2 separate regions of the Homo sapiens genome follow, and region 1 is linked to region 2. Evidence: read pairs that join two places in POLR2A ChIA-PET (ENCODE). Cell type or tissue: Panc1. All regions are shown on one strand. Links, peaks and the distances in the headings refer to the core of each region. The heading gives the core; the rest is flanking DNA. Region 1 has its middle 15 kb from the start of GSTM4. Region 2 overlaps LINC01768 (long intergenic non-protein coding RNA 1768).

Region 1 (11,941 bases), core at 6,558-11,557, 240 kb before region 2:
GGGTGGGTGGTTTCCGCAGCTGGGCCTGAAGCAGGCAGCCTGCAAGTCTAGAAATGGGGGCGATCTAAGTGCCTTGCTTTTGTGCGCATACCTGTCTTCTCCCGGCAGACCCTCAATGTCACCCCCACCCCCTGGCAACATGGGAGAGCTGAAAGAAAACCTCTGAGGGCTGCAAAATATGGAAAAAAAAAAAAGTTGAAATTGACAAATGTTTAATGAAATGCCTTCAGAAAGTAGCATGTCAACTTCAATATTTGTTAAGTCACATGCCATTATATTTGAAAACAATTTGTAAGTTGGATTTTTGACAAGAGTTCCAGAATATGCAATATGATTAAAGAGAAAGCATAGCCAATAGTAAATTAAATGAGTTACTCATAGTCAAGTAATTTCAAAAGCAAATTTATAAAAACCCCTTTAAAGCAAAGCAGTTATATTTAATGAGGGGGTGTGGGTGCATTTTAAATGCAAGTGAGTGTGGGGCCTCCAAGAATCAGATGCAGGGTCTATAAAGGACTTACTTAAAATGGCTCAGCCCCGCAGTCCCACTCTGGGCCAGGGGGGTTGGCTCAGATTTTGGTCTTGCCGTCACCTTCAACTCTCCTGCCTCCCTAAATAGTCTGGGCAGATTTGGAGCAGCTACTGCTGCCACTGGCATCTTCTCTGAATCTGTGCAACAGATATGCACAGCTGGAATTTCTGTCTCCCCTTTGCAGATGAGAGACTGACCTGGGTTTAAACCTGAGTGTTCTGTTTATTAGCTGGGCAAGTCAGCCCTCCTCCCTGACTTCCCAGGCCTGGAGGAGATATGCAAAGGGGAGTGGCTACCAATCCATTCCCACCAGGGTCCCAAGCTACTGCTGGGGTATGCTGGTGTGTCTACTACGCATTTGCCATGGTGGGGTAAAATACCTATGAGCACCTGGCATTGGGCTGAACTCTTTGTAAGTGTGAATGTACTTCCAGCTCCTAGAACTCTGCATGATATCTATCACCATATTCCCTCGCGTCAACAGGGAGAATGAGGTTCGGGAGGTTATGTAACTTATCCAGGATGACTCAGCTAATGAGTGCCAGAGCTGGGATTTGACCCCAGAACTGTCAGGCTGCAAAGTCTTTGTTCCTCCTACTCTATCATGGTCCCTGGGGTACGTGTCTGGTTGAGGGGGTCCCTCTAGGGGTGGGGTGCTCAGGGAAGGGACAGGGTCAGGCTCTGATGAGCAGAAGGATCAGTGCGGGTGAGTCTAGAGGCAGAAGGGTCATGGAGGAGGCTCCTGCCACATCCCGGGTGTGATTGACAAGGACCTGGCTGGTGGCAGTGTGGGTGGAGAGGAGCTTTTGTGGGGAGGCTGCTAAGACCAGTAGTTAAGACAGAGGTGGCAGAGGTGGCCACAGGATTGTGATTGGCTGGCACAGCCTGATATGAGATCGAGAATGTGAATGCTCTGAGGCGGCTATTAGCCTGACCCCTCCCGGTTACCTTATACCCATCCCAGTCCATACACTGCCAGAGAGGTACTGGGTTTGTGATCCCCGGGCTCTATCCCACGGCACAGCTGTCACTTATTAGCCATAAGATCCTGAAAATTTCTAGGAACTCTGAGCTTTAGTTCTCTGATCTATCAAATGAGGATATCGGGGTCCACGTGTATTGGTTTGCTATGGAGATTAAATGCTGTTTATAAGGCAGAGTTCAACGACAGGGGACTTGAACAACTATGGAGCTAGGTCAGAAACTCCACTGCGGGGACAGAGAAGGGTGGGCTAATTCCTTTTTGGAGAAAATAGCAATAATACCATGCTTGCTTTGTGCTTTATAATTTTCCACATTTGGTTTTTGCAACAGCCTTTTGAGTTGGTCAAGAGTGTGATTATTCCTCCCAGCAGCCTCAAATCCTTTTGGAACCAGGTGTGAGCTAAACAAAAGTTATAAAATGTTACAAGTCCATAATGGATAATGGTACTGAAAGTCAGAGAGTCCCATACTTTGCCTGGTCACAGGGATAGGAGGTGGAGAGTGGAGTGAGGACCTGGTGCTGGACTCCCAGCCCAGTGCTCTTATTTTGAGCTCCCTTTGGGACCTGCTGGAGATTTGAGTCAGAGCCTGGCCAGGGGGCTAATTGGGGGTGGGAGGATGGCTCCAGGTGACCGTGAAGCTGAGGTGGGGATGGCGAGGGTGGAACAGGGTGTGAGGCCTGGGCCTTGATGGGGTCACTAAGACTGGTTTTTTATTTATTTATTTATTTTTGAGATAGAGTTTTACTCTTGTTGCCCAGGCTGGAGGGCAATGGCGCGATCTCTGCTCACCGCAACCTCTGCCTCCCGGGTTCAAGCGATTCTCCTGCCTCAGCCTCCCAAGTAGCTGGGATTACAGGCATGCGCCACCACGCTCAGTTAATTTTGTATTTTTAGTAGACATGGGTTTCTCCCTGTTGGTCAGGCTGGTCTCGAACTCCCAACCTCAGGTGATCTGCCTGCCTCAGCCTCCCAAAGTGCTGAGATTACAGGCGTGAGCCACCGTGCCTGGCCAAGACTTTCAAAGGCAAGTGCCCATGTGTTTGTTTATTTATTTATTTATTTATTTATGTTTTTATTTTTTGAGACGGAGTCTCGCTCTTGTCGCCCAGGCTGGAGTGCGGTGGCATGATCTCGGCTCACTGCAACCTCTGCCTCCTGGGTTCAAGCGATTCTCCTGCTTCAGCCTCCCAAAGTAGCTGGGATTACAGGTGCCCACCACCACGCTTGGCTAATTTTTGTATTTTTAGTAGAGATGGGGTTTCACCATGTTGGCCAGGCTGGTCTCGAACTCCTGACCTCAGGTGATTCGCCCGCCTTGGCCTCCCAAAGTGCTGGGATTACAGGCATGAGCCACTGCGCCTGGCCTCATGTGTGTCTGTTTAACTCCGCTGAGCTCCCTCCTCTCACTTTTCCTACCACCTTGGGCCTGCGCACCCTCTGGGAGAGCCCCTGCTGGCTCTGAATCCCAGTGCACCTCCTGGGCAGCTGTGGAGGCTTGGCGCCCCACCCTCATCTCAGCCTCTTTCGCCCCTGCTCCTGCTCTTCTACTCCTGGCCCCATCAGCTAACTCCCATTTATCTCATTTCTTTCCCTGAATAACTGTTCTTTTTAAACCCTCACAGCAGCACTGTGTAGTATGTATTAGCGTTATCCGTATTTCACAGATGGTTATCCTAATGCACAAAGAAATTAAGTAATCAGCTCTGGTCACTCAGCGGTCATCAGGTAGAGCCAGGACTCAGCCCCAGGCCCATCTGACTCCAGATTCCAAGTGGAGCCATTATGGCGTATCTTCTCCAGTGGACTGGCAACCTCCAGAATCCTGCATGACCAGGCTGTCTCAGAGCATCTGAATCTCACATCAGCTGAGACACAGCGACATCCAGCCAGGATACGGCTGAGATAAGCGGCCTTCGGGTTTTGTCACAGGGTAGCAGGGGAACCTGGGACAATACCCAGCGGCCCACCAACTGCTCCCTTGTTGGGGAATATTCCTTGCCTCGTAGCGTGGGTGAGCCTGCTCCTAGCTGGTCCTCCTGCCTTCCTGATGGCTTCCTCGCTGCCTCCCTCTCTCTACCCACCTCTTCCTTCTCCCCAGCAGGCCAGGAGGCCAATACCTGCTGCAGGTGCCTCGCCTTTCCTTGCAGCTCTTTCCTCAGAGCCTGGAGTCAGGATGGAAGTTGGTTGGGAGAGAAGCAGGTGCTGGGGCAAGGTGGAAGGAGGAGGGGCGAGAGGAGGAGAGGCTTCTCCATGGTGTTCATCGAAAGCCCTGGGTGGACAGATGCAAGATGGACCAGCAGCTGGTGTTCAGGAGGCCACTGGTCAGGCCCTCACTCCGTTCCCTCATGCAAATGTGACTGCCCATAGAAACCAACTCCCTCTAACCCAGCACACAGGAGCTGATAAGCTACTTATCAGCTTACAATAAAGACTGAAAACAACAAGCACAGGATTTTTTTTAAAAAGTCAACCAGAAGTGGCTTGATGAGCAATATATTGGAACCAGGGTTTCGAAGAGTCTGGGTCAGCCCTGGGCCTCCTTCTCCTCTGCACCCATGTGCACTTGAGCAGAGCCCTTCTGCCCAGAAAGTGCCTTTGTGGGTTTAGAAAAAGATGTCCCTTCCTTGGGTAGACACAGCCTCCTGATGGGGAGCACAGCTTGGCCAGCAGAGCACAGGCTGGCTTGCAGTCTCTGATCACCCAGAGGCTCTCGCGCAGCATGTAACCCACCTGACATCTGTGTCAGCCTGGCTGGGGGTCTCTGGAGTGCCCACAGCCTGAGGGTGCACGTGTAGCTGCATTCTCACTGATGCCACTAGTTCTTGTGCCTACTCTTGGAGGATGTCACCTATCCAGGTCTGAACGTTCCAGGCAGCATCCTACATGAGTCTGTAAATCAACTGAAGCTCCAGCAGCCCCCACTCCACCCAGTTGTGTCCTGCAGCTGAATACTTCTCAGTGCCCACAGAGCTGCCAATCACCTCGGGTTGCCATGGGAGTGTGCATATTCATGCCTCAGTGTCCCCAGAGTGGCCGGCCAGAGCCCCACCCTGAAGAAGCCCAGTGCACGGCTCTCTCCTTTCCCTCTGTCACGTCCTCTCCCTGTGCACCAGATACCCTGCTGGGCTGCTTGAGCCCTGGGGTCACGCACAAACCCAGAGCTGAAACATCCTCATGCCACCTTTGTGTGAGTTAGGAAAAGGTGAGCCTCCTGGGCAGATATACCCCTGAAAGCTCAAAGAACGAAGGGCATATTTTGGTAGAGTGTCTCTCCCTCCAGGTGACTGCAGCTGTGCAGCCTGAGTTTTTGGGTGAGCAGAGTGTAGGCTGGGTTTCAGCTCCTGCTTGCCCTTTGGCTGGTAGTCCTTGTGCAGTACCCAACTGGTCCACAGGGTGGCGGTACCTCCTGAGAACAGCTTCTGCCTGAGGCTGGGTTCTGGGAATGGATGGGCTGGGGCACCCTCTCTAGGCACCCATGCCCACTAACTCTGCAGCGGGCACACTTGGGGCCCCACTCACCAGCCTGGTGGGCAGGCTAGCTCATGTATGACCCCTCCAGTGAGAGCTATGGCTTAGGCTCATGCCAGGATCCCTACTAGGAGAGCTGCACTGCCACTAGCTGAGGTGGACCCCGTTTCTGCAGGGCAAGGCTGGAGCCACATGCACACACTGGCTTTTTGCCTGTCCTGTCCTAAGCCCCCACACCACCCACATTATCTCGTGACCACATTTTTCCTCCAGATAATGTGGGCCATGTGTGGTTAGGCCATATCTTCTTTTACATCGGCAAAACCTAATGGGGTTTCCAGACTCCTGCTCTTCATGTGGAATGCCTCTGAATTTCTAGATGATGTCTGCAGGCGTGTTTTGTTTTTGTTTTTCAAGACCGGGTCTTGCTCTATAGCCCAGGCTGGCATGATCTTGGCTCACTGCAACCTCCACCTTCGGGCTTAAGCAATCCTCCCACCTCAGCCTCCCGGGTAGCTGGGATTATAGGCGCACACCACCACACCCAGCTAATTTTTGTACTTTTTATAGAGATGAGGTCTCACTATATTGCCCAGGCTGGTCTCAAACTCCTGGCTTCAAGCAATCCACACACCTTGGTCTCCCAAAGTGCTGGGATTACAGGCATGAGCCACCATGCCTGGCCTTTCTGGGGGTGTTTATTTCATCTCTGAGTGGATTTTCCAGTAACCTTCAGAGCTTTGAGGAAGGCCTAATTGTCAGCCTCATAGACTGGTCACACCCCAGGAGATAAAGCTCCTTGCTAAGAGCCCTGGCAGAAGATTACATGGGCTGTGGGTAGTCAGGACATGGAGGAAGCTCTAGGGTCTGGGGCACTTGGATAAGTCTCCAAGGAGGAGATTGGCTTTGACCAGATGGATGGGGAGAGCCTGCATGGAGGAGCAGGAAGGAGGAAGGCATTTGGGGACTGTGTTGGGGGCATCTTCCCATCCTGCTCTGGTGTGGGGTCAGTGCTCCAAAGGCCCACGGTAGAAGAGGATGGCACTGCCCTTCACTCTCAGACCAGTGCCTCCCTGAGATGGAAACCAGAGGATCTCCTTGCCTCCCTCAAAGAGAGAGAGAGAGGCTCTGCTGGCACAAGAAGCTTGTCCCATGGCACTTAGTCCAATAATTGTTCCCCGTGTGTGCTTAGCCCTGGGAACCTGCTGATCTTGGGTAAGGACACAGGGCCATAGCAGAGCCCAGGAAGGACACTTGGGGCTCCAAGGTTAGGTTCTTGGTATTAAGGTGAGAGACAAAATGATGGCCCTCTGACTGAGGAGATTTGGCTTAAAGAGGATGACCGAGCTCGCCACGTGGCACGGGATAGAAAAGAAGATTTGCTGGCCTCTTATGGAGTTAGGGTTGGGGTTGGCATGGGCTACTAGAGGGGAGGTGGTGGGGCCAATAGAGAGGGACAGGTCTGCAGAAAGCACTTTTCTATCCAAGCTGTAGGCCTTGGGTTTCTCAGTCTCACCCACCCTATCCACATAAGCCTCAGCGCAACTTTACACCCACTAGGATGACTACAATAAGACAAGAATGGAAAATCAGTGTTGCAAGGATGTGGGGAAATTGGAACCCTCATAATTGCACGTGGAAATGTACAGTTGTGCAGCCACTATGAAAAACAGTTTGATGGTTCCCCAAAATGTTAGAATACAATTACCACATGACCCAGCAATTCCCCTCCCAGGTATATTCCCCAAAGAAGTGAAAACTGGCACTTCAAAAATATATGTACACTCTCTGGGCATGGTGGCTCATGCCTGTAATCCCAGCACTTTGGGAGGCCGAGGCAGGTGGATCACCTGAGGTCAGGAGTTCGAGACCAGCCTGACCAACATGGTGAAACCCTGTCTCTACTAAAACAATACAAAATTAGCCGGATTACATGCCTGTAATCCCAGCTACTTAGGAGGCTGAGGCAGGAGAATCGCTTGAACCCCTGAGGCGGAGGTTGCAGTGAGCCGAGATTGTGCCACTGCACTCCAGCCTGGGTGACAGAGTGAGACTCTGTCTCAAAAAATAAATAAATAAAAATTATACACACACACACACACACACACACACACACTCATGTGTACAGCAGTAATGTTCACAATAGCCGAAAGGTGAAAATAGTCCAAATGTGCATCAACAAATAAATGGATAAACAACATGTGTTATATCCATATAATGAAATATCATTCAGCCATAAAAGGGATAAAGTACTGATTCTTCCATTCAGTGGATGAACCTGGAAAACATTATGCTGAGCAATACAAGCCAGACAAGACACAAAGATCACGTGCTGTATGACTGTATTTATGTGAAATACCCAGAATAAGTAAATCTGTAGAGACATATACAGATTGGTGGTTTCCAGAGGCTGGGGAAGTGGGGTGATGGGAAGCAACTGCTTAATGGGTATGGGTGTCTTTTGGGGGTGATAAAAATATTTTGAAACTGGATAGAGGTGGTGGCTGCCCAACATTGTGAATGTACTAATTGCCACGGAATTGTTCACTCTAAAATTGTTCATTTTATATTATGTGAATTTCACTTCAATGTAAAAAAAAGAAAAAAACCAACCTCAGTGTTCTTAATAGTAAAAAGAGGCTAATAACACTACTTATTTCATGGAGAGGTGGTAAGAAATAAAATAATAGGCGCAAAGTAGCCACCATTCAGCTATTGAATAAAGGGTGGCCAATGTTCTCCGAATGCTACTTTCTGGGGTTGCACCAAGGGTGCTCCAAAACTCTTTCTTGGTCCCTGGGGAATGTGGCTTAAGTTCCTGCTCAAAGAACCGAAAAGCCCAAAGAGCTGTAGCTGCGAGGTGGCGCCTAACGGGCTGTCCCTCTACTGTGGTCAGAGCCGTGCCCCTTGCAGGTGGGTAGCGCTGAGAGCAGAGCAGCGCCCGCGGGACTGGCCTGAGGATCCCGCAGGCAGGAGGGACCCCGCGGGCCTTTCCCTACCTGGGAGGTGCACGGTTGGCCACCAGGGCGCGCTGCTGGACTCTCCCCAGAAATCGGGCGGAGGTTTAGGCCTCAGAGTCACTTAAACTTGTAACCCTACCGGTAGCCGTGGAGTCTAGTAAATGTGGGGTCGGCTGGGGTTCGCCAGTCATCCCATGCTGCTGAGGGGCAGGCATGGGGCCCGTTGGCCACAGGAGACCTCCAGGCTTCTCTCCCACTCTTCTGCCTGCACCCCCTCTCGGGTAGAGGCTGCACCTCCTGCTTGGGTTCAGCCACCTTCAAATACTGCATCAATGGCTCGTGCCTCTGCCTGCGGGGCTGGGCCAGCGCGGGAGAGGCAGGCGGAGGGTTCAGGGAGCTGGGGATCTGCGGTATGTCCTGACCCCACACACTTTGTGTGTGCCATAAAGCCACAGCCTTTCCTTCCCACCCAGCCCCGTCTGAATGAGAAAGCATCACCTCTGCTTTCTGTTTGATCCGGCAGTTCTCAGCCAGGCTGGAGGCGGCCTGGAATCCCAGATCGTCTACTGACACCCCTAGTTTCCCTCGCCGCTCCTCTGGAGGACGTCCTTAACCCCTGATGCTGCACCACAGGCAGAGCTGCCAGAACCCCACCACCACCAAGATTGCTACCTGGAGATTCCTGCTTGTCCCCCCAACCCCAGGTCAAACCCCTGCATGCATCCATGGCCCAGCTCCCGTGTTCTGGGGCCATCTTTATAACCTGCTGTGCATTCCTGCCAGATTGAACTCATTGCCTCCCCCACTTGACCTCATTCTCTCTTTGTGCACTTGCTTTCTTTTCTTTGCTTTTTCTTTGTCTTTTTTTTTTTTTTTGAGACGGAGTCTCGCTCTGTCGCCCAGGCTGGAGTGCAGTGGCGCCACCTCGGATCACTGCAAGCTCCGCCTCCCGGGTTCACGCCATTCTCCTGCCTCAGCCTCCCGAGTAGCTGGGACTACAGGCGCCCGCCACCACGCCCAGCTAATTTTTTGTATTTTTAGAGACGGGGTTTCACCGTGTTAGCCAGGATGGTCTCGATCTCCTGACCTCGTGATCCACCCGCCTCGGCCTCCCAAAGTGCTGGAATTACAGGCGTGAGCCACTGCGCCTGGCCTCTTTGTGCACTTTCTTTGTATTTAGGGAAACAGCAACAGTAAACCCCAAATGACAAAGGTCATTACAGGGACCTTTTTTGCAGCCAATGATGTTTGTGTTCCCCGGTGCACTGCTCTGAAGCTTTCCCACGCATTCGGGCTCAGGTCTCTCTCCGGCATGTCTGCTGCCTTGTTTACTCCCCGCTTAGCGTGTGTTTATAGGATCACATTACACGAAATATTCCAGCCTTGTGAAGTAGCATTTCTTGCTGATAATGAAAACAAAAGACACAAAGAATTCTAAGAAATGCCTACAGTGCTTGGCACGTGAGGGCCTCTTGGCCTAGGGCCAAGTTTGTCTACTATCAGCCCCCACGGTGTCTGGAAAGTCTTGGATTGTTGTTGGCTCTTTGGATCCTGTGGTTTCACCCTGCAGCGTTTTGTAGGCAGTGTGGTGTCCTGGGTAGACCCAGGTCTTGGGGTTGACTGGACTGGTCAGATACAACTTGGTGACTTGCTAGCTGTGTGTCCTTGGGCAAGTTACTTAATTTTCCTGAGCCTCAGTTTTCTCATCCATAAAATGAGGGAAGAAAGAAATAATTCAAAGAGATGTTTTGAGAATTTGGTGAGGAGGTATATATAGTAGACAAGTCATAGACACTCAGTAAGTATTGGCTGGGATTATTAGCAAAAGCAAATAAGCCCCTTCTTTAAAGGGAACATAGCTTTTTTCTAAACCCCACTGTCATACTTAAATTGGTGATCAAGAAGTTATGTTTCTCAAGACACCCAGGAGCAGAGGCCAGGGAGAAGGATGTTCCAGGGCACAGGGGAGACCTGGACTGCCACGTGCACTTAGGGATGACCTGCACCTTCAGACGAACAGCAGGAAAAAAGACTCTTTTCCACTTCTCCTGGTTTGAGGTGGAGTTGGGCCCCCTGTCTGAGTAGGGTGAGGTGGCTGGCAGAGAGCTGGATGCCCCTTCCAATAGCTGGCCAAAGGTAGCAGAGGCAGGATTGTTCTCAAAGGAATTAGGTAAAAGCCCCGCAGCCAAGTGTGAGATCAAATCTCAGAAAATATCAGTACTGGGCTGGGCATGGTGGCACCGTGGCCAGTCTTAGCTGGACAGTTTTAAACTTTCTTTTCTCGGGGCTTTTTTTTTTTTTTTTTTTTTGAGAAAACAAGAAGATTGGTTACTCTAATTAAATATAATAATGAGAGTAGATGGTTAATTGTACTGGATACACTAATGCAGAGAGATACAGGTATGTGTACAGAATAAGGTATGATTTTCTGTTTATTTAGAAAAGTTACTACAGTTTATTCAAAATACATTTAATATACACATATTTTATTCAATTATATTTTAAGGCTATAGTTAAAAGCTTTAAAGTAATTTTTGCTATTGAGTTGTGGGAGTTCTATATGTATTTTGGATGTTAGCTAACCTCTTCTCAGATATGTGGTTTGCAAATATTTTCTCCAATTCCATAGACTGCCTTTTCACTGTTGTTTCTTTTGCTGTGCAGAAGGTTTTTAGTTTGATGTGGTTCCATTCGTCTATTTTTGCTTTTGTTGCCTGTGCTTTTGATATATAAAAGAAATCATCGCTTAGACCAATGTCATGAAGACTTTCTCCTATGTTTTCTTCTAGGAGTCTTATAGGTTTAGGTGTTATATTTAAATCTTTAATCCATTGTGAGCTCATTTTTGAGTGTGGTGTAAGACAGGGGTCCAATTTTATTCTTTTGTATGTCCATATTCAGTTTTCCCAAAACCATTTGTTAAAGAGGCCATCGTTTGTCCATTGTGTATTCTTGGCACCCTGTTGAAGATCAGTTGATTATATACACTTAGGTTATTTCTGGGCTGTCTGTTCTGTTCCATTGGTCCTTGTGTCTGTTTATATGACAGTACCATACTGTTTTAATTACTATAGCTTTGTAATATATTTTGGAATCAGGAAGTTGATGCCTCCAGCTTTGTTCTTCTTTCTCAAGATTGTGTTGGTTATTTGGGATCTTTTGTGGTTCCATATGAATTTTAGGATTATTTTTTCCTATTTCTGTAAAAAAATGCCATTAGAGGCTGGGTGTGGTGGCTCATGCCTGTCATCCCAGCACTTTGGGAAGCCAAGATGGGTGGATCACCTGAGGTCAGGAGTTCGAGACCAGCCTGGCCAACATGGTAAAACCCCGTCTCTACTAAAAATATAAAAATTAGGCAGGCATGGTGGCGGGTGCCTGTAATCCCAGCTACTCGGGAGGCTGAGGCAGGAGAACTGCTTGAACCCAGGAGGCAGAGGTTGCAGTGAGCTGAGATCGCACCACTGCACTCCAGCCTGGGCAAGAGAGTGAGACTTTGTCTCAAAAAAAAAAAAAAAATGCCATTAGATTTTGATAGGGATTACATTGAATCTGTAGATCAAAGTAGCGTGAACATTTAAACATTATTAGATCTTTCAATCTATAAACATGGGATGTTTTTCCATTTACTTGTGTCTTCTTTGATTTCTTTCATCAATATTATGTAGTTTTCTTTGATTTCTTTCATCAGTGTTACATACAAGTCTTTCATCTCCTTGGTTGAGTTTATTCCTAAGTATTTTATTCTTCTTGGTGCTATTGCAAATGGGATTGTTTTTTGTAATTTTCTTTTGGATACTTTGTTGTTAGTGTACCAAAACATAACTAACTTTTGTATGTTGATCTTGTATCCTGCAACTTTATGGAATTTGTTTATTCATTCTAAGTTTTTTTTTGTGTGTGGAGTCTTTAGGGTTTTCTACATATAAGATTATGTCATCTGCAAACAGAGATAGTGTTACTTAATCGTTTCCAATTTGTATGACTTTTAAATT
Region 2 (11,941 bases), core at 4,429-9,428:
GGCTGCAGGCAACACTCTCATTTGCTGCTGAGTGGAAACTGGAAACGCTTTTCTGCAGGGAAATTTGAAAATAAGTTTCGGTGATCTTAAAAATATTTATATCTTTTGACTCAGCAATGGTACCCTATGAATAAGGGGAAGGGGAAATCGAAGATAAGAACAAAGACTTAAAAAAAAAACAGGATGTTTACGATAACGTAATGTTTTAAAATAGTATTTAATAGAATGAGGTGTGGCTTAAGATACAATGTTAACTATGAAAGGATATGAAACATATATACAGTACAGGTCTAATAAAAATTTATGTCCAATTCGATGATTATTCAGAAATGGAATAATCAATAGGCTTCTGTTCTCCTGTCATTGTTCTCTAGCCAGCCAATTGCTCTTCCTTTCTGTGGATCAGGTGGGTAGGATTAGACAGTGACAGCCTCACGGTCACTTGGGGCTTTTCTTAGTTCAGCCTACGGAGTCCTGAGTGTAGTATAATTTTCAACATCTTTATCTTGTGCTTTTCGGGACAATAGAGACTCCCCCTTGCTTCAAATGCTGTTTTCTATTGCTTTCACCATCATACAACCCTGCACTTGTCAATTTTTATCCCCACACAGATCATGTTTTGGTTGGGTTTTACTGTATTTGTCTATCTACATAAAAAATAATAAGTAAAGGAAACACTAAAATGTTCCTTCTGTGTGATGGAAGTTTGTTGATTTTAATATTCTCCCATACCTGTAAATATTGCTGAGAATGGAATTGCTGATGGCCGCTTAGCATTCTGACATATGGGTACACTCTAGATGATTTAATCAAACTCCTATTCTTGAACATTTAGATAACTTACCATTTCCCCTTGCTGTAAGCAATGCTTCGGTAAACACCTTGGTACACACATCTCTGTGCCAACTGGACCCTGCAGAATTATACACACATGAACCAAAAAGGTGACTGCCTTCCCCTTTTCTCCTTAGTGTGGGAGAGCAGACATGTATAGCAATAACCATACTATAAAACATAATGTGTTAGGAGAAGGATTTCAGTCCAGGTATGGACCAGGCTGCCTGGAGGAGGAGGCATTTGAGCCAGGCTCCTCAAGCAGAAAGCTGGGAAGAGGGAGCTGATCTCCCTGGTAACCACAGAAAGTCTTCTCAGTGAGCAACTCCCGCTGTGGCTCCTGAGAGCTGGGAAAACAGGCCTTCATACCAGAGCCAGAGAATCTGGGGCCCCAGTCCCCAGCCCTCTTGGGAATATGGCAGCTCTCTTCAAGGGGCAGGAACAGCATCTCTCATCTACAGAAGCCAGGAGATTTCCCCCAGCTTCCTTCCAGCTCCACCAAAATCACCCCACACTCAGAGCCCCTGCGTTGGGGGAGGGAGGGTCTTGACAGCCCCCTGCAACCCCTGCCCCCACCTTGTGCCCCCAGGGAGCAGGGCAGAGGAGCTATTCCCTGACAGTGCTGAGCCATGCGGCAGGCCCACAGGCTCCCATTCCTGCCGTCTCTCAGCGTCTCCGGCCAAACCCCAGCTCCTGGGGTTAATGGAATGTTGAGCAATCCTTGGAATTTTTCAGTGAGAAATAAGTACTTTCGAATTCCGTTCAGGCCTCCTGAGTAGGGCGCGCTGCCTGCAGCCCAAAGGCTGGAGCCTGCAGCGCCTGAGTCTTCCTGAACCGGCATCAGGGAGCACTGGGGGACTTTTCAGTGTTTGTTTTCTCCTCCTGCTGGCCAGGCTGTAGGACACTATTACAATGAGGTCATGGGGCCCTGCCCCACTGCGTCCATGGGTGGTTGAGCAGCCAGGATCTTTCCCTTCACAGGCTGGCTCGGGTGTGCACACGGGTGTGCTGGAGGACAGGCGGGGTCAGAGCCCAAGCTCAGCCTGAACCCCTCAGGACCTCCCTGCCCCATCACTGCCAGGTCTTATTCCCTATCCGGGGTCTGCCTTGGCCTAGGGCCTTGGGCCACATTCTGTATCTAGTCTCGTGGGGGCCGTGTGAGGAACCTAGTTTTTACTTGCTAGAGATAATTGAACAGTACCCTGCAAGTAGTTCTCAGCTCAAATGGCACCTCCTCTGGGAATACTTCTTGAAACTTCCTCCACAATGTCAAGTTCCCCTATTATACATTCTCATGGCACCCTATACCTCTCCATCTAAGTCCTTGCCTCTGTTATTAAAAATAATTATTTGTTAAGCAAATACACAAATAATAATAAAATAATAATTATTTGTGTATGTGCTAAATGTCTGTCTTGACCACAGACGGTATGCACCATGAGGGCAGGAGTCCATTTTGTTCACTGCTGTATCCCCAATACCATCTGCAGTGCTTGACATATAGTAGGTGCTTTATGGATTGCACTATGCCAAGCAAAGATTCTTAAGAAAGTATAAGGCTTCTGCCTCTTAAGGGGCTCTTGCCAGGACATGACCTCCTGGGGATTTTCTCTTCTTAAGAGACAGGTCTCACTATGTTGCCCATGCTGGACTTGGAATTCTTGGCTCAAGTGATCCTCCCACTGCAGCCTCCTGAGTAGCTGGAACTACAGGGGTGCACCACTGCACCCAGAAATTCCTCTGGGATCCTGTACCAGATTTGGGGGTACCTCCAAGCATGGCCCCACTGTTGGCCTCATTTTCCCTCTGTGTTCCAGGTCCTCCAATTTCTGCCTCATCTACAACGAGGTAAGTGGGAGACCAAAGTGTCACTGTTCAACTGAAAGCAAATCTCCTTTGTCTGTGATCAAATTGCAAGTTCGCAGGCAAGGGGTCCTGACCAGGCAAGGGGTCCTGCCCCGGCAACGGGATATTTTGCAGATACCCACTGTGTCAGAATTCCTGGCTCCGGGGCAGGTCCTGACCCCACCTGCACACCTCCACTTTATCTTAGCTTTGCGTAAGGTTTGAAAGTTCCCAAAGCCCGTCACACTGTTATTTCATCTGTACCTCCCACCAGCACTACCCTTCCCATTTTACAGAAGAGAGAACTGTCCCAGAGAAGTGAGCTTCTCTAGTCATGATGAGGAAATGGCAGGGTGAGCTTTCTAGCTCCACGGGCAGGATGGGGAATGTGGGAGGCAGGTAGCAGGTGGGAGTTGGGTCCTGGGAAGTGGAAGACACAGGCCAGGCACCTAGAGAGTCATGCCAGGGTCCTGAGGTAGGAACACAGCCACCTCAGAAGGTACTGGAAACAAAGCAGTCCCCTCTGCTTTGTAAGAAGCCTTCACTTTGTAAGCCAGACAGTTTTTATGATTCTTATGTTCTCTGTGTTAATTTCCCTGATTTCCTCCCTTAGTGGGAAGTAGGAAAAACTCAGGAAAGTTCTAGTTGGCCTCAGCTGTGCAGAGGGGAGCCAAAGGAATAGGTTTGCATCTCAGCATGTGCCAGAGTGTTTCAAGTGGCCAGCATGCTGGGTGGGGGAATCATAAAGGGGAGGGGGCTGGGCAGTCCTGGGGGCCATTGTTTTCAATGTCACCCTGACCCTGACCCCAGACACTCGGAGAGAATCACAGCTTAAGCATGGAAAACTTGGGGTTTCTGTCATTAAAATGAGTAGGCTGACTTAACCACCTCATAGGATTGTTGTGAGATTATATCACTCACACACAAATATTTTTTGAGTTCGAAGTGTCTAGGATACATCAGGGTACAAAACACAGATTAAATCAGCAGATTACATGGGAGGCTAGAATGTGCTAAGTGCTGTGGGCAAAACGACTTGTGAAGTAGGCCGGGCATGGTGGCTCACACCTGTAATCCCAACACTTGGGAGGCCGAGGCGGGTGGATCACCTGAGGCCAGGAGTTCAAGACCAGCCTGGCCAATATGATGAAACCCTGTCTCTACTTAAAAATACAAAAAGTTAGCCAGGCATGGTGGTGGGTGCCTGTAATCCCAGCTACTTGGGAGGCTGAGGCAGGAGAATGGCTTGAACCCGGGAGACAGAGGTTGCAGTGAGCCAAGACTGCTCCACTGCACTCCAGCCTGGGCAACAAGAGCAAAACTCCATCTAAAAAAAAAAAAAAAAAAAAGGACCTGTGAAGTAGGTAAAGGAATGAGGGGGATCTGGGCTAGGGCCAGGGAGCGGTCAAAGTAGGCCTCATAGGAAAGGGGTGATTGAGTTGCAGGGTATCAGGGGCGTGCGCCCCTGGCAAGGGGAGCCTATGTCTCTGTGCTAAGATTCAGGAGGGCAGAGAGGCTGGGGCAGAGGAGCCAGGGGAGAGTGGTGGGAGTAGAGGTCAGGGCGGTTAGCACAAGCGGCAGATCACGAGCTGCCTTCCTGGCCATTGCATGAACTTGGGTGAAATAGAGAGCCATGGAGAGCCTGATCCCTCTGGCTGCTATGCTGAGAAAAGACCGAGGGGTCATTGGGAGGCACGCCAGGACACCACAGCCATAACCCAGGTGAGGGATAATGGTGGTGTGGACCCGGGCAGAGCAATAGGAGACGGTGAGAGCAGGTGGGGTCCTGGCCATTGGGAGAGATGACAGCTTTTGCTGATGGTTTTGGTGTGGGATGTGAGAGAGAGAGGAGTCAGGGATGATTCCATGGTTTTTGGCTTGAGATGGTGGAAAGATGGAGTTGCCATTAGCTTAGATAATTTGTGTTATTCTAGCTTCTGACTGCAGACTCTGGGCCAGGGCCTGGGTCAACCACTTTACACCCTGATCCCATTCAATCCTCACAACCCCACAAGTAGGAACTTGTCCCTTCAGCTCAGAGAGGGTAACTAGCTGACCAAGGTCACCTAGCACGTTAAGTGGTGAGGCTCAGATGCCACAGGCTGGTCTGACCCCACCAAGCAAATGTGTATAAACTGTCCCCGGGACTTGGGACACCAGTTCCCTCGCCTCACCTGACCTTGCCTGGACTTGCACCTCACTCCCTTTTTACCCTACAGCAAGCTGCCTCAAAACTGCAAAGCTCTCATGGCCTGATGTTGTATACATCCTGAGGTTTCTCTCAGAGGCACTTTTAAAACTCCTTATTTGGATATCTGAAATTAGGTAGAGGGGTGGCCAGGACTAGGATGTCTGGGGACTTCCTCAGAGGCCTTGGGCAGATGGGTGGGCCGTGAGTCAGGGGCAACAGGTGGAGGGAACACAGGCAGGCTCAGCAGATGTAGCAATAAAAATTTGGGATTCTTATAAATACAGTCAGCTACCCTGCCCACCACCCCCACGCCTAAGCTGGAGGCACTGCTCTCCCACCCACAGGATTTATTTTGCTCTTCTAGACCGCCATATTCCCAGTTTAGAGGAGAAATGCGTGGGATCGAGGATTTGAAACTGATTTGCTCAGACATTGGGGCAATGCTTGTGTGTGGCGGTGGGGGAGGGGGACATCCACAGCACAGCATGACGAACACAGCACGGTGGTGTTCAGGGCTCTGACCTCTGCCCACCCAGGACCTGGTCCTGGGCCAAAGTTTTAGCACCAGGCTGCTAAGAGCTGACTCAGCACTGAGCCCAGGCTAGGGGTTCCTGGATGGCTTTCTGGGCCATCCAGGTCGTGCTGAGGAGTTGGGGATATAGCCCTGCCACCTGCCCGAGTCACAGGGAGGAGACTTTAAAAATGAATAAGCACTTGCTCTGTGCCAGGCGCTCTCACACACACTGCCTGCTTTAATTCTCATAACTGTGAGGTCAGGACAAAACTAAGTTCAGAGAGGTTAAGAGGCCACACAGCTGGGGGAACCTGATTGTACCCTTGGCTATCTGACTTCAAGGCTCCCAGGGCCCCAGGTCTTTGATGTCTCTGGCACCCGTAGCTCAGGCTCCTCTGCACCTCCTCCTGTCTGAGCGATGAGTCTGCTGAGGAACAATTCCGGGTCAAGCCGGCTTTCTTACCAGAGGTCTCGCCCTCGCTGGAGACTCCCAGCCAGGCCCGGGATGTGCAGAAGCCAGCAGGGAAGGCTGACGCCTTAGGGTGGGAAGTGGGGGAGTTGTGCCGACATATCTTTGGAATTTTTCTGACTCCCCCATCCTTTTGAACAGACAGCAGACAAGGACTAGGCATGTGAGCAAAGAAAGGGCATCCCTCTTCTCAGGAGGTGGTCCTGCGGCTGAATGGGGTGACATCTATCTCCACTGATATTCTTAGATGTACTCTCTCCTAATCCCACTCCTCAGCTGCTGCTCCAAAGCTCCGGACCTGTCTCCCAGGGCTCACTTTCAGCCAGCGGGGGACTGGATGTCTTCATTGGCCCAGCTGCTGAGCCCCTACCCCTGGAGTGTCTCCCCTTTCTCCAGGCCCTGTACGCCTACCCAGCTTTTGAGCCAGTTTCTCCTGGCTTGTTTGGTTGTTGGGACTCATGCAGCTGCCTGCATGATGAGGTCCTATAAGACAGTGCTTATCCCAGAGGAAGGAACTGCTAGAAAGGGGTTGTCGACCTCATGGAGGAATGCGTTGCATAGAGCCTGCCCCTGACATTATCAAAACATCAGCCTGTCCTGGGGTCAAGGCTTCAGGATCTCAAGAGGCCAATTCAGAGGTTCTTGGAGCCCTAGATTTCCAGGACTGATGGGTACTGACAAAGGCCACCTCTGTGCCTTGGCCTTGAGGTTTGGGGTGGGAGGGGGACACTGAGCTGTGGTCAGAGTTCAGCTATCTGGGGTGTGACAGGCACACACCTTCTCCACTTACCATGCTGCTGGGTATCCCCACCACCAGAATGTCCCCCTTCTAAACTCCCTTCTAACCAGCACTGATCCCTTGTCTAGATGCTGCCTCTCCTCAGATCCTGTGTCTGAGAGCCGCTGCAGAGAACCAAGGGACTCGCACGTGCAGAAGGCCCCGGTGGAGGCCAGAGACGGAGCCCGAGACGGGGGCAGGGCGGACGCACAGACAGCCTCTGTTGGCCTGGCAGGCGGGGAACAGTGGCAACTCAAATACTGTTGTTTGCAAATGAACAACCTCAAGCCTAGAAGACAGTTCATCTTTGTTTGCCCTGGTTGGTGCTGATGTGGCTTCTGCCCCGCCCCCCATCTAGGGTTCTTTTTTTCTTGCTCACTGCAGCCATGGACCCAGGGAAGCAGGGACAGGGGTGCGTTGAAGCCCAGGCCTGAGGCACCTGATCTCCAGACTCAAGGATTCGGTTCTGGCCCCATAGTCTCTCAGGTGTGACCCCTCTCACCTAGCAGTCATGAGAAGCTGTGCTTAGGATCACAGGCCCCAGGCCCCTCCCTGCTGGTCTGGACCTCTGCCTCAAGCTCAGTGAGTTCTCAAAGCCTTGTAGCAACAAGGCTGCAGCTCTGTGCCATGCCCCATCAGAATCCTAGAATATCAGGGAATCTTGGTGTGTGGATAAAGAACCTAACTCCTGAGATGTTAGGTAATTTGCCCAAAGTCACACAGCTGGTGAGTAGCTGAGCTGGCTCTCCATGCTCTTGGAAGCATTCTCTTCCCATTTTTTCTGTGGGTTCCCCCCAGACCCCAGCCCACCCAGGAGAGCCAAAGCTGGGCTGGGATGAGCTCTCTCTCCACACATGTGGTGCTTATCAAGCAAACATGGCCTCGACGGGTTTCGCAATGATCCTTATGTTCTGGTCCCCGCAGTGGGCTGGGAGCTTCAGGAGAGTGGAGACCCTCCTTTGCTGTTCTCTAACTGCTGCCCAGGTTGCTGCCCCATGCACACCCAGGGCTGGGGCCCAGCACATCCTTCCTCAACGAGAGAAGAGACTAGCAAAACCTGGAAAGGAAATGGGCTCAGGACGGTTCAGACTGTTTTCTCTCTGAGGGAACAGAGCCACACGTTGTGCAGGAAGGCAGGGAGATGTTTGTAGGCTCCAGTTTAGGAACGGGACTTGTAAAACAGGGAGGTGGCCAAATTCATTCAGATTGGCCTTGGAGCAGGCCCTACGCATGGAGCCAACTGAAATATTCAGAACTGCAGGCCAGCAACCTGTCCCCAGAGGCTGAAGGAGGAAGGCCCAGTCTAGAGCCCACAGTGTCAGAACCAGGCTCAGGAGGGCCTGGGCTGGCAGAGGGTGACTAGGGGAGGTTCATGGTCCTCAGGGAGCAGGCATGGAGGACTTCTCTGGGAGGCCTTCTTTCTAGGATTAATTAACCCCTCCTCCTCCACATTCAGCCAGTTAATCAATCGGCTTTCCCATGAGCCCAGCGTGGTGCTAGAGGCCTAGAATGGGGTGGGGGAGGAAGACACCAGAAATATGAGCCAGTGTCTGCCTTCAAGGGGTCTGTAAAATAGTTGGAGAAAGTAAGCAAGCACATGCAAATCAGAACATGGTTAAGACAGGTTAAATAGCAGACCATAGGTGACCAAATGCAGTGGGGTAGGGAATGTCCTATCCACTGTGCCTAAACACTGGCTTCTGGTCTTTTATTTTTTGTCTTTCCTTCAACCATCCCCCCAGCCCACACAAAGTCCCTTGCATAACAGGGCCAGCAGTCAAGGCTAGGGAACAATTTCCTAGTAAATCAGGGACTCTGTGAAGCCTTGGCAACATCTCAATTCTCATCTTGAATTTATAACTCTCAGGGCTCTCACTGCTGGCCACCAACCCCAGCACACCACCAACATCTTCAGTTTATTGACTGACAGGCTGATTATCGCTGTGCGAGGCGGCCAGCGCTGGTAGTTTGCAGAAAGATGGCATACAGGCAGGAAAAAGCTGAGAGCAACTTGGCAAAATGCAACATGCATTCTTCCTGCAGGAAGAAGGGAAAGCGTTAGAACACCTCTCTAATGACTTTCCCAGAGCAGATTCTTTGGTTCCCACTTCTGAGCCTTCACACTTTCCCCACAGCTGGAACTTCCCCACCTCCTCTCATCCAACAGCTCCTCCCCAGTTTTGAAACCAACTTCTAGGGAAACCGGCTCTAGGTCTCACGCCTGACTAAGCCCGTTGGACCTTACCTGCTCTGTTGATTGAGCTTGGGCAGCCCAACTGTTAGTCTCTAGGGGCCAGGATCAGACTCTGGGGTCCTTCTTGTGTATACACAAGTTTTCTAGTCAGTGAACCCTTCTGAGTGCCTGCTCCGTGCCTAGCTCCAGCCTACATCAGTGAGAGACAGCGGGGGCAGGCCAGGCCTTGCTGCCTACAAGTTCACTGTCTTGTTAGGGACAGTGACACAGACCCTCACCAGAACAAGCTTAACACCACCGGGTGGCTTGCAGTCAAAGTCCAATGAGCAGAAGCATCATGGCCTTCTTTGTTTTGCTTTGTTTATTATTTACTTTGTTTGTTTATAGCGGTTCTATTCACAATCTCTAAAAACTAGAAACAAACCACATGTGCCTCAAAAGTCACTACCTTTAAAAAGTTCAGGGGAGAAAGATACTTCTGAGTGCTGGGAGATACCCCAGCTTCTTGAAGAATCTGAACCTTGAAAGAATGTGGACAGGTGGAGAAGAAGGGAGAGCATTCCAGGCGGGGGAAATTGCCTGAGTCCAAGGGTGGAGGGCTGTAAGACATGGACAAATATATGGCACACGTGCCAGCCCCCTTCTATCTCCTGTCCTTGACAGACATTGTCGATGTACTGTTTCCCTCTAACTTACTGCAGCCATCACCAATCAATCAAAACTGATGAGTGAGAATCAGCCTATCTGTCCTGGTGGTCTAGAGTGTTTAGAAGGCATAGGAAAATGGATCAGGCTGGAGCAGGACATTTGTGCCATGAAGGAAAGGAGAAAGGCAAACTCATCGAGTTGTAGGATGACAAAGTGGGAATGGGCCATGTAATCTTAAGGAGTCTAACGCTAGAGAAAAAAGAACTTGCCCGAGGTACATGGAAGTTATTGGCAGGAGTGTTGGAACTCAAGCCTCCTGAACCCTGGGCAATGGATTGGGGCCAGACATTCAGAAGGGCCTTGAGCACTCAGCTGCTGAGTTGATACCTAATCTTGTGCAATCTGGAGTTGGCCACGCAGGAGCCACAGCAGGACAGAAAGGTCTTCTAAGCTCATTCTTTACTTCCTGACACTCTCTCCTCCCTGTCCAAACTCTCATTGCTCCTGTGCTGGGAGCCCAGGAGGGTGTCCTGGGAGCACTGAGGCAGAGAAACAGGTGGACTCTCCTCCCAAAGGAAAGCACTTTCCCCCCTGAGCCTACCCTGAGGGACTGAAGCACCAGTGAAGAAGCCCCCTGCCACCTCCCCCAGCTTCCAGGCCACAGGCTTTGAGCATGAAAGTGTTATAATAAAGTGATATTTACAAAATATTATTATAAAAGATTAATCTGTCCTGCTTCCTTTTAGGAGAAAATACCTCCTATGGGAAAATACCTCACCTGCTGGAGGTGAGGGGGCCACTTGCGTTATGGTGGAGAAAAGAAGGGGGCCTTACCCTCAGGAACAAATCCATGGGTCAGAATCCATTGAGGCCCCCAGGAGGGGTCAGGATCAGAGCCAAGAGCCACATCTAGCTGCAGGAGCTTTGGATGGGTGTCAGGCTTCATAACTCCCCATCTGGGGTGGGCATGTTCTGCTTGTTTTGCTGTTTGTTTCCCTGAAGGAGATGTCAGTAAAGGATGTTGTAGGCTTGTCCTGGGAGGTGGAATGAATTGGAGACTGGGGGCCGTCTCTGCAGGCAGGATCTGGGGATCAGAGCAGCAAGAGGTGGGAGGCAAACTCCAGGCAGAAGAGGAGTGACGGCAAGAGAAGGCACAGAGAAGGATGTAGCCTGCAGGAGCCCTCTCAGGACCCAGGGGGTCAACCAGGAAGAACCCCGGTCTGAAAAGGGCAGGACTGAGCAGCAGCAATGGCTAGAGACCCCATTAACCTGTAAGCCTGCGAAGGTTGGGGACCAGACCCCTGCCTTCCTCATCACAGTCCCAGGTTCTGGAAACTGGACATATAAGCCGTGACCTTGCTTGAATGGAATTTACTTTGTTTCTCTTTCTGACCATTCCCCAAATCAGAAACAGTTCTTCCACTTGTAGAAATGGGCAGGGAGAGGAAGTGTTGCCCCTTCCCACAGAGGGGCTATCAGAGGGAAGGTAGAAGGAGCTGGGACCGGAGAGATGAGCTAATTTTTCTTTTCAAAGATCATGTCTGACGTCCTGTTTTCCAACCCTGGGAGCCACTTCTCAGCGTTCACCCTCTCTGGGGCAGCTGACCATGTTGCTCAAGCTTCACTTCTTTAAAAGTTACCCCCTTGGCTTCCGGCCTTTGCACCTTCATGGTTCTCCCTCGAGGGCTGTAGTTCCTCTTTCCCCATTTCTGGTTTAGTTTACTCTTCTTCCTAAGCCCCTTACATCAGGTGTCCCAAAGTTTTATCAATAGTACCTTCTGCTTGGACATCCCCATGATCTCCCTAGGGATGCTCACCACTCACACAGCTCTGATGGTCACTTGCTTGTTAGTGAATCCTAAATCTACACCTTCAGCCTGATCGTCCTTCAATTCTAGGCCCTCCTTCGTAACAGCCTGCTGAATGCCCTCCACAATCCCCAAGCTCAACACACCCATTGTTCAGGAGTCTTCCGTGGGACTTGGGACAGCCTTGCTGGAGGCCGCACTTCAGTAGCGAGGCCTGGAAATGAAGCTGCCTGGGTTTCTGTACCTTCACTTCCACTCACCAGCATCAGCCCCACCATCTCCCCACAGGAGGCTGCCAGCCCTCCCTCTTGTCTCTGGCCACTCTGCCTTCTGCTCATTCCTGTTGACGTTCAGGATTCAGATAACCCTGGCTGAGTGATTGGTGTTGGGCCGGGAGGATTGACACCCCCACTTAGGCACATCGTGGTGTGTAAATTCTAAATCTATTTGAAAATGTTCAGTTTTGATGAATGCTCTGCACTGAGAGCTCACAGGAAGGTAAGAGGGGACATCCAAGGGTGAATGGGGAGAAAAGCTACTCCCTTATTTATCCTTGAAGCATTAATTGAGCTCCTTGTCTGTGCCAGGGACTATGCCAGGGGCTCAGGATCCAATAGAGAAGACAAAGTCCTGCTTTTGTGGTGCTCACAGTCTAACAGA

Evidence for each region. Peaks named below come from ENCODE experiments on the same cell type or tissue, not always from the same donor. Only the 100,000 strongest peaks of a DNase experiment are listed, where the experiment ranks them.
Region 1: POLR2A ChIA-PET joins it to region 2 with 13 read pairs; 2 of 35 experiments call an interaction of 5 or more read pairs at or near these places.

Annotation. Positions count from the first base shown.
Region 1 is chr1:109,635,498-109,647,438 of GRCh38, forward strand. No RefSeq gene overlaps it. Among named protein-coding and RNA genes, the nearest start is that of GSTM4, 15 kb to the right of the region's middle. RefSeq lists enhancers at 7,890-8,184, 8,559-9,432. In Panc1, for the core only: CTCF peaks have their summits at 8,008 (motif pointing right) and 8,214; no DNase peak of the experiment used is centred there; H3K4me3 peaks cover 260 bases; H3K27ac peaks cover 867 bases.
Region 2 is chr1:109,875,918-109,887,858 of GRCh38, forward strand. All of the region lies in intron 4 of LINC01768 (long intergenic non-protein coding RNA 1768), which reads left to right. Among named protein-coding and RNA genes, the nearest start is that of CSF1, 29 kb to the right of the region's middle. RefSeq lists a silencer at 1,574-1,762 and enhancers at 4,330-4,830, 4,934-5,774, 5,775-6,614. In Panc1, for the core only: no CTCF peak of the experiment used is centred there; no DNase peak of the experiment used is centred there; H3K27ac peaks cover 4,387 bases.